2 separate regions of the Homo sapiens genome follow, and region 2 is linked to region 1. The links are chromatin loops, found by intact Hi-C in ENCODE. Cell type or tissue: mammary epithelial cell. All regions are shown on one strand.

What was found. Peaks named below come from ENCODE experiments on the same cell type or tissue, not always from the same donor. Only the 100,000 strongest peaks of a DNase experiment are listed, where the experiment ranks them.
Region 2: a loop joins it to region 1, with 2.7 times the contacts of the local background. A loop is called at or near these places in 4 of 110 quality-filtered maps.

The regions. Positions count from the first base shown.
Region 1 is chr9:114,484,694-114,489,693 of GRCh38, forward strand. The region is part of intron 1 of WHRN (whirlin); the gene reads right to left. Among named protein-coding and RNA genes, the nearest start is that of WHRN, 18 kb to the right of the region's middle. RefSeq lists an enhancer at 4,000-4,059. In mammary epithelial cell, a CTCF peak has its summit at 3,081 (motif pointing right); DNase peaks (open chromatin) are centred at 428, 1,708 and 3,078.
Region 2 is chr9:114,549,258-114,554,257 of GRCh38, forward strand. No RefSeq gene overlaps it. Among named protein-coding and RNA genes, the nearest start is that of ATP6V1G1, 36 kb to the right of the region's middle. In mammary epithelial cell, no CTCF peak of the experiment used is centred here; a DNase peak (open chromatin) is centred at 2,884; H3K27ac peaks cover 2,068 bases.

The sequences.
Region 1 (5,000 bases):
ACGACTAAGATACTATCCATCACCAGATGACTATTCTGGCAGCACGTTATGATTATGGAAATGTAAATTATATGTGTATGTCTTCAAACTTAATAACTTGCTACTTGGATTAATGCTCTCAGGAGGCAAATTTGCCTCACTCAGCTCTTTGGAGCCAACTCTGAAACCCCAAAATCATAGACCAGGCTGACATGATTCTCTGCTTAGCAGAGGAGTGAGAAATAGACTGGAGAGGGTCACAGTGTAGGGGGCTAATGGGATGTGTTAACATGGCAGACGCACACATGCTTCTGTGTTCAAAACCATACACCAAAGGCAAGCATGGGGTGGACCTCAAGGTCACAAGACTATCAGATCACTGTGCTGAGGAGCACGTGCAACAGAGGTATTCCAAAAAAGTCTCAAGCAAGGACACGTAATGATGAGTCACCCAGCTTATTTCAGGGTGCAGACCTCAAAGGGCAAGGTTTTCTCTTTTCGGAAACAGAGACTCAACAACAGGAAGGAGAACTGGTCTAAGACCCATCTTAGTGACCCAGAAGGGAGGAAAAAATTATGCATGCCTGCTCTTCGCAGCCGCACCTTGCCTAGCTGGGGCTTTGTGTGTTCAGACACACCGGACAATGGTGTTGGCTCTGTAGATGACTTGCTGTGTGACACTGAGCCAATTGCCTAAACTCTCTGTGCCTGTTTCTATATTTAAAAAGCAATTGCTGGTCAGGCGCAGTGGCTCAGGCCTGCAATCCCAGCACTTTGGGAGGCCGAGGCGGGTGGATCACCTGAAGTCAGGAGTTCAAGGCCAGCCTGGCCAACATGGTGAAACCACGTCTCTACTAAAAATACAAAAAATTAGCCAGGCATGGTGGCGGGTGGCTGTAATCCCAGCTACTCAGGAGGCTGAGGCAGAAGAATTGCTTGACCCCAGGAGGCGGAGGTTACCATGAGCCAAGATTGCACCACTGCACTACAGCCTGAGCTACAGAGCGAGACTCCGTCTCTAAATAAATAAGTATATAAATATCAATTGTTGCCTGGGCACAGCAGCTCAGGCCTGCAACCCCAGCACTTTGGGGGACAGAGGCAGGAGGATTACTTGAGGCCAGGAGTTCAAGAGTAGCCTGGACAACATGGTGAGACGCCACAAAAAAAATTTTTTTTTTAAAATTTAAAATTATCCAGGCATAATGGTGTGCACCTGCAGTCCTAGCTACTCAGGAGGCTGAGTTGGGAGGTTTGCTTGAGCCCAAAAGATCGAGACTACGGTGAGCTATGATCGAGCCACTGCACTCCAGCTGGGGCAACATCGCAAGATTCTGTCTCAAAATAATAATAAAATTAAAAGCAACTGTTGAAAAGATTTAAGAAACTGTAAACTGCGTATACAGTACCTAGCACATGGTAGGTACTAAATGCATGCTAATTCCCTTCCTGAGGCTGCCAGTTCCTTCTCCCAAACAGAGGTCCCAGAAATTCTCTAAACCTCGAATCTATATGGACACAAACACGTGTCCCCCAACTTTCTTCTTTTTAAGAAACATCCTTCTTTAATCCACATTTCCTCGTATCTGCGCTGCCTTCAACACTCAGCTCCTTTCCCACGACCTCCAGAAAAGCTTCCCAGATTGTGGCTGACTCTGTCCTCCAAGAGCATCCAGCACACTTCTGTGATTGTGCTGCCGTCTATACCACAGGCTCTGAGTCACATTCGTGATCTTGTCTTTAAGACTACAAGACAAGTTCCTTGAGGCACATTACATGTTCTGTTTCCTTTAGAACCTCTCCCTGCTCCTTTTCACTCGTTTAGCCAACCATCCATTCATTCATCGTTGAACAAGATATTCAATGAGTTTTCTATATGCCAGACAGCCTCAGGAATCTGTTCAAATTAGGACACAGAGCAGTGCTCTTTCAGATCAGTAGTCAGGCAGTCCACACTTCTCCACTTTAATGTGAGCATAGACACATTAGATACACATGGAATTTGGAGAGACAAGTGAAGAAAGTGTGGTTAAGAGCCACAGCCCTGGAGGTAGGCTGTGGGAATTCCATCCTAGCTCTGCCACCTGCCAACAGTAACCTTGGGCAAGTTACTTACCCAATCTGTGCCCCAGCTTCCCAGGCAAAAAAAAAAAAAAAAAAAGAGAGAAATAACATAGGTATTATCTCACAGGGTAGTTCTGATGATTAAATTAGTGTGTGTGTGTGTGTGTGTAGAGTGTGTGTGTGTGTGTAGAGTGTGTGTGTGTGTTGTGTGTGTGTGTGTGTGTATATATATATATATATATATATATATATATATATATATATATATATATAATATATATAGTGTTTAGCACCTGGAACCTAGGTAAGAGATACCAAAAAAAAAAAAGAGAGCGAGAGTGAAAGAGATAACAGAGGTATTATCTCACAGGGTAGTTCTGATTATTAAATTAGTCAATATATATATAAAAGGTTTAGCACCTGGAACCTAGGTAAGAGATACCAAAAAAAAATTTTTTTTTTTTTTTTGTCTAACAAGAAATTCTGGGTACTGTAGAGAACTCAGTACCCAGAACCCAGAGTGGAAGTCTCAACCCACCACCCATGGTAACGACTGATATGTGTTGATGTCTGCCCTTCCTGACTTGCTCTTGTACTTTATAAACACGTATATATACATATACAAGCTTATCATCTGATTACATAAATCAACTCACAACTGAACATTTTCTGCTCCATCTTTTTTTCCACTAAAAATGTATTTTGAAGATCTTTTCTTACCAGTTCAATGACATAAAGCTCATCTCTTCCAATACTCCATCCCATTCCCTGGAAGGGACTCACCACTACCGAATTCTCATTCTCCTATCAATGGACATTTAGGGTGTTTCTCATTTTTTGCTAGCACCATCACCTGCGATGAACATCCTTGTATGTGCCATCTTGGGGCATTCATGCATCTAATTCCCTAAACTAGAGAAAAATGGAATTCCTGAAGCCATAGGCAGTGAGTCTTTATTCACAGACAATCACATTTCCTTGCCAGTGTCCCCTGGGGCATGCCTTATCCCTTTTGTAGTTCCTGTATCTACCTGCAGGGGGAAGCACTATGCCATCTGGGCCTACAGAGGACCTGAATTCCCCTGACAATGTGGACAGGGCTGGGTGGAGGCCTCGCAATGTCCTTCTCCCAAGGGAGTGCTCACTCTGGTGGAGAGATCCACACTCCTTCGTGCTTTCTTCCACAGTTTCCAAAAAGCTCCCAGTTTAGGCAGATCTTGGCTCTATCTTCCAATCATCTGGGGGCTAAATCTTGGGCCCTAAAGCACTGCAAAGCACCAAAATGAAAACGGTAACCTGGTGGTGTCTTAGGGTGCGAACTCCCTCAAAAGTGTTTTCCAGTGGAAGGTACAGTTGCTAGAAAGCCATTCTCAAACAGTGTTCAACCCCTTCCTAGCTATGAGACTTCAGACAAGTTACTTAACTTCTCTGGCCTCAGTGTTCCCACCTATTAAAAGGGGCCATAACGCCTATGCTCATGGAGCTGTCATGTAAACTGAATGAGGGCCAATGAGAAAATGTGCATAAAGCATCTTGCACTGGGCAGGGCGCACAGGAGGTGCTTGGCAAATAGTGGGTAGCATTAGTAACAGCAAAATTACAGCGATGATGCCACATTTTATTCTTCCCACTGCACAGATGAGGAAAGCGATTCTAGGTGGTGAAGTGTCTATGCACGGTCACAGAAGATAAAAGGCAGGGCTTTTATACCTCTCTCCTCGCTTCTCTCCATTGCCCTCTCACCAGCAGTTTAAGGGGATTCACACCCCCTTAAACACCAGGCCAATCCTACACCTTGGCCCAAGACAGACAGGGGAGGGTTTTTAAAAAGGACATGGGCCTCACAGGATGTAAACAAAAGAAAGTCCCTTAGGGTCTTGAACCCCGAGCAGGTGCTGTGTCCAGCCACATGGACTGGAAAGTCCCTTCCCATTTAGCCCTGCTTTGAGGGAGGACAGAAATTGGTGATGCGGACTCTGCCCCAGTAGCTTATTTTAATGTCATGAGAAAGTAAAACCCTAATTAGCACTCTGTCTTCCAAGCTCCTTCCATCTGTACCATTTTCATCTGTGTTAATTACCTCTTACAGGGACCACTAACTGCAACAGCTTCCCAGCCTCCTCTCTCAGCCCAGTCACTGCAGAGCAACCAGAGAATCCTTATAAAACATACGTGGACTCTGACCCTTCCCTGCCCCAAACTCTCCCCATTGCTTCTGCTATAAAACTCCCCACAGTGCATCTTGGGCCTGTGCGCCTGGTCCTGATGCCTGGCCAGCCTCATCTCCTGCCCTGCCACCTGAGCTGTCTTATAGGATCAAGTACTCCAAGCTCTTCTCCACTTCAGGCCTTTGCACGTGATGCTCTGTCCCTGAAAGTACATATCTCAACATACTTACTTATGCAAATGATTATTTTATTATCTACACTCTTCTCAGTTGACCAGGAAGGCAAGAAATTGTTGTGGCTTGATCAGAGATGTATCAATAAATAGAAAACATAGGAGATGGTAAGAGATTCCACATAAAGAGACAGTGAAGAAATGAAAGGATGCTTTCTTCTTGGAATTGAACACCAATAAGGAAATTTACCTCTCCTGAAGTTACCAATGATTTCTCTAGTAGAATGGAAATAATCCATTAATTTCTCCTTTTGCCTTGGTTGCTAGGGGGCTCAGAATTCAATTTCAATATAAATACTGTTCCTATCAAAGGCACCACACACACATACACACACACACACACGCACACACACGTACACACACACACGCACACACGCGTGCACACACACACACACACACACTTTCCAAGATCACTTCTGATTCCTCTACCTTTTTAATGAAGTGCTTTTCAGGTTAACTCACTCCATTACTTTTGACTTAAGTAAGAATCTTAATTATAAATGTATTAGTAAATAAGCAAATGAGATATGTAAAGTTTAAAGCGGGGGTTAAACTAC
Region 2 (5,000 bases), 65 kb after region 1:
CGAAGGAGAAGAAAGCACTTGCTCAAAGGCTGCACACAAGTCTACACATAGAATCCAGACAGAAACTCAGAATTCTCTAATCCCAGTCTTGTGCTATTTACCCCATCTAGTAAGACTTATTAACCACCTCTGTAAATCTGCAAGTTTAAAGATGATAGAGGTCACAGCTCCTGCCTGAGAGAGGATACATAACCAGCAGGGAAGACATGCAGATAAAGAAATGACCACCTAGAAAAATCTGTAATAGAAGTGAGCTCAGCACATGACAGAAACAAGAGCAAGTGCTTTTCACTCCTGCCGCAGTGGCTGGGAAGAGCTCCTGCGTGCCTTCCCAGCATCTCGCCTCCTTCTAATAACAGCATCCTAATTCTCCCTGAAGAAGCCACTCTGTCATGTCAGTTTCTGCGGTCTGAGTGAGGCACACCTCATGGTTCGGCTCCAGGCCTGGCCACTGTGCTCTGTTCAGGGATGTCCAGATGTCACAAGCCTGCCCCTGAGAGTCCACCCTCAGACTTTGGCTGGCTCTTCTGGGACAAAGAAGAATTCTTTCCCTGCAGTAGCTAAGCCGGAACCATTGGTGGCCACCTGTGTTGCCACTTTGTGAGGGCCTGGCCAAGACGGAAGTTCTCACAGAGGAAAGCAGAACCAGGGGCTGCAGAGAGACTCTGTAAGACACAGAGTCACTCTGAGCTCTTCCATGACGCCAGTAAATCTCCTTTTCTCCTTCAACCGCCAAGAGTTGGGACTCTGTCATTGTAACTCAACAGTTCCAACCAACATTGTTCTTTTCCTAGCAACCGCCACCCAACTCACTTGTGAATCTTTCCCTCCTCCAATCCCATCTCGGCTGCCTGCTTTCTGCATCAGCATCCTCCATTTAGGAATGCAAATTTCAGAAACCTATCATGCCTGAGGCACGCCTGAAAGGAGTGGAGCCAAGTCTGATAATGAATTTGTGTGCACTGTGTGAGCCGTTCTGCAGCTATTCAAAATCCATTCAATGTTTTTCTCTAGCGATTGTAAGTACACTGTTCTTGGTATTGCCTCTGTCACCAGCTAAATGATGGAGATATTTCCACTCAGGATCTCGATAGACTTGTGGCTCTGGCAACAGATGTGTGTGAACTGATGCACTTGGAACACCTGGAAGCAGGAGGTCGGCTGCTCTTGGAGGACCTGCTGAAGTCTGGACCCCATTGTTCTTCTTTTCTTTTCTGTTCTTTTCCTTTCTTTTGAGGTGGGGGCTGCCTCCTGGAATGGGCATCTCCACTGTGGCCAGGGGGCAACTGGGAAAGAGGTGGTCAGCAGCACCTTGACCTTGAGTGGGCCCAGATCTTAGATCTCCAGCCCCTGCTACTTTATTTCTCCTTCTCCCTCTTCTACAGAGATGGGGTCTCACTATGTTGTCCAGGCTAGAGTGCAGTGGCTATTCACAGGCACAATCTCTGCTGCTTTAGAATGTCCTGGAGAGCTTTCTGAAAGTCCAAGTTCCAGTCTCTATCCCTGCAAGACTCTGAATCAGTAGGTCTGGGGAAAGCAATTCTGATTTTACAAAGCTCCACATTTCTTTTTAAAAAAATATCGATGGGGTCTCACTATGTTGCCCAGGCTGGTCTCAAACTCCTAGGCTCAAGCAATCCTCCTGCCTCAGCCTCCCAAAGTGCTGGGACTACAGGTGTGAGCCTGGCCAAAGCTCTTCACTTCTAAAGGGCAGCCATGCTGCAGAATCCCATCAGCATGAAATGTCCAGAGGCCAGTGTCCTTCCTTTTCCAAGGGGCCCTCTCGTTTGTCCCCCAAGGCACCTCTCCTCCTAGTCTCTAAGGCCCCTCACTGGGACCCTTCCCCTCCATGGCTTGCCTAGGGTTACCTTTGTGGAGTCAGAGGTTGTTAGGGAGGAATATGTAGAACCACTGACCTAGTGCAACCCCTTAACTTTCTATTAAGGAAACCAACGGAGGACCAGGGAGGCCAAATGAGTTTCCCAAGATCACATAACAAATCCAGGGCTTACCGACCAGGGTGCACACCTTGGGAGCTGGAAAACTGTCCCGGGCCTGCTCTCACACAACAATGTGTGGGTTGTTTTTTGTTTGTTTGTTTGTTTTTGTATTTTTTAAATTTCATTAATTATTATTATTATTTTTTTTTTTTGAGACAGGGTCTTGCTTTGTTGCCTGGGCTAGAGTGCAGTGGTCCAACCACACAGCTCACAGCAGCCTCAGCCTTCCAGGCTCAAGCAATCCCTCCCCCTTCAGCCTCCCAAGTAGCTGGGATAATGGGCACAGGCCACCAAGTCCGGCTAATTAAAAAAAAAAAATTTTTTTTTGTAGAGATGGGGCAGAGGAGGGGGTCTCCCTGTGTTTCCCAGGCTGGTCTCAAACTCCTGGCCTCAAGCGATCCTCCCACCTTGGCCTCCCAAAGTACTGGGATTACAGGCGTAAGCCACTGCACCCAGCCTCACACACTCTGAATTATGTGGGGTGGGGTCCTAACTAACTCACTGAGCCTCCCAAGCCAAACTCAACCGCAGCTATTCTCCATCCCAAAAGTGGGAAGGAGCTGCCTATTGAGGGAGAGGTGGGCCTTCTTCCCATTCTCCATCTTCACCTACAAGCTATCCACTATGCAGGGGCTGCTTGGAGTTTTAACACTGATCCAGTAGCTCACCTGGCTCTTGCCTAAGTAAATTACCTTTCTCCCTTGGGGTTGGGGAGGTGTGGGTCTGGGTGGTGGGCACTGGCTTTACCTCCAGCTCAGCTCCTTCTCTTTGGTCCCGCCTCCCAGGGTTTTATGTGTCCATATAACCACTGACTCAGGGTCAGCTTTTTCCAGTCTAGTGCGTCAGCACAAGTGAGTGATAGAGCCTGAAGGCCATTACTCAGGGGAGGATGGTGGTGAGTCATCACGAGAGACTCCTTCCCTAGTCTGGCCACTCTGCTCCAAGCTGTGCTGGGAGACAGAGAATAATAACACCTTTTGGACTGGCCTTTTAAAAATAGAAACAATGGAGTCTGTGGCTTTAGGAGGAGAGGTCCTGGGAGTCAGAAGCTCAGTCCTGCTAGCTTGTCATTCCTTGGAGGATGCTGGCTACTACTTTGCCCACCGGTAATTGAGGGTGTTGCCCTTGGCCATTTGGGGTGGGCTTTCTGAGTCTTTTAGAGGTTGCAGAATCTTACATGTGCTATAAACCAAGGACACACCCTACCCAAAATTTATATACACATTCATGCAAAATGTGTCATGCAATCTCAGGGTTTCATGGAACCCGCTGACACCCAGTCATGGGCTCCTGGCAATGAATTCCTGATCTCTGGGCTCTATTTGTCTAATAATTCTATGAAATATGTTTCTTCCAAATTCTATACTCCCCACACCCTCCATAAAATCATTTTTTAAAACATTTTTTTGTCTTCATTTATTTAAGAAACATTTATTGAGTGCTACCCACTCCTGTGGAAAAGTCCAGTATTGCTGGGAGAGAGAAAAGAGGAAAGGCCTCCACCTGGGGTGTCTGCAAGAAGGGCACGGACATTGGAGGTGCAGATGCACTGAAGAACTGATGGGCAAGCAAGATAGATGGTCAAGGTTGGCACTCAGAGGGGTGACCGTTACCCGCCCCTCCACCCCTTTCCCCGGCTTGTTGTAAGGGCAAGATCCTTCCCTCAACTCCAGAAATGAGTCATCATGTGTCTATGCCAGCCCTGGCAATCCCATTCCCCTTTTTGAGTGTTTCCAACCCCAGTTTTGGACAAAGAGACCTAAGGGAAGTCAGTGTGCGACCCTCAATTCCTAGAAAAAAGACAGAGCCTCAGAAAGAAAAGGCTTTTGGGCTGGATTACAGGTGGCTCACACCTTTAATCCCAGCACTTTGGGAGGCCAAGGCAGGTGGATCACTTGAAGTCAGGAGTTCGAGGCTAGCCTGGCCAATGTGGTGAAACCCCATCTCTATTAAAAAAAAAAAAAAAAAAGAAAGAAGAAAAAGAAGAAAGAAAAGACTTTTGGACCATGCCTGTTCTTTCTGCTTTGGAAGGTTGGTAGCAGAGTTTATGCCTAATTGCTATCTTGTGACTTTGAGATGACAAGTGTGAACATGAAAAACTAACAGCTTAGGCGGAGCCAAAAGATAGGAAGAAACTGGGCTGTTGATCCCAGTGCTCATCACCTCTGAGCGGCCCTGCATCCTCTGGCTCCTAGTCTTCTAGGAGACATAATAAGGTCTATTTCATTTAAGCCACTATTGGATGGGTTTTGTAACTTTTAGCCAAAACCATTGGTCACTGATTCAGGTGAACAGTCCCAGAAGTACGGGGTATGCACAAAGGACTGATGGATTTCTAAGCAACAGGACCATTGTGGTGACACGTCAATCAAGTCACCCACCTGATAGTATTCCCTTCTCAGAGCATGCGTATTCTCACAAGGCTTACTGAGAAAAAATGAAATTGGTCCACACCTTTCCCAAAAAATATTAGAGGTCATTGGCCAGTGGGTAGTACGGTGTTCATCCAGGGATACCCCTTTGTCTTTTCCCTAAGGCCAAGACAGACATAGGGCTCAAACTGGGGTGTCTGCAAGAAAGGACACTGGTAGTCTGTTCCACCGTTGGACATCTGTTTAGCCAGCTGATTTGCAAAACTTCTCATCTACTACTTGAGCTGGGGAAAATACTTACGAAATGGCATGGCGGAGGCTGATCAGGTAGAGAGGGTGCCAGAAAGGTCACCTTGAATTCTTACTCCCTAGGAATTAAAAAAGATGAACTCCACACCTTCACATAAAATACACTGTGAATGGTGCCTGAGGAGGTGGGCAAACATGGTGGTCCTGTTGCACTTCAAGGGAAGAGCTGGGAAGTCCATGGCCGAGTATCACCACCTCTAATGTTGAAGGGGATGGTAATACTCAGTCTGGCATCTGTTACTAAGATCTGTCCCCAGACCATTTGTCTTCTAGAGGGGGTTACAATTAAAACTTGATGGACTGTCTCTGATTCCCATGA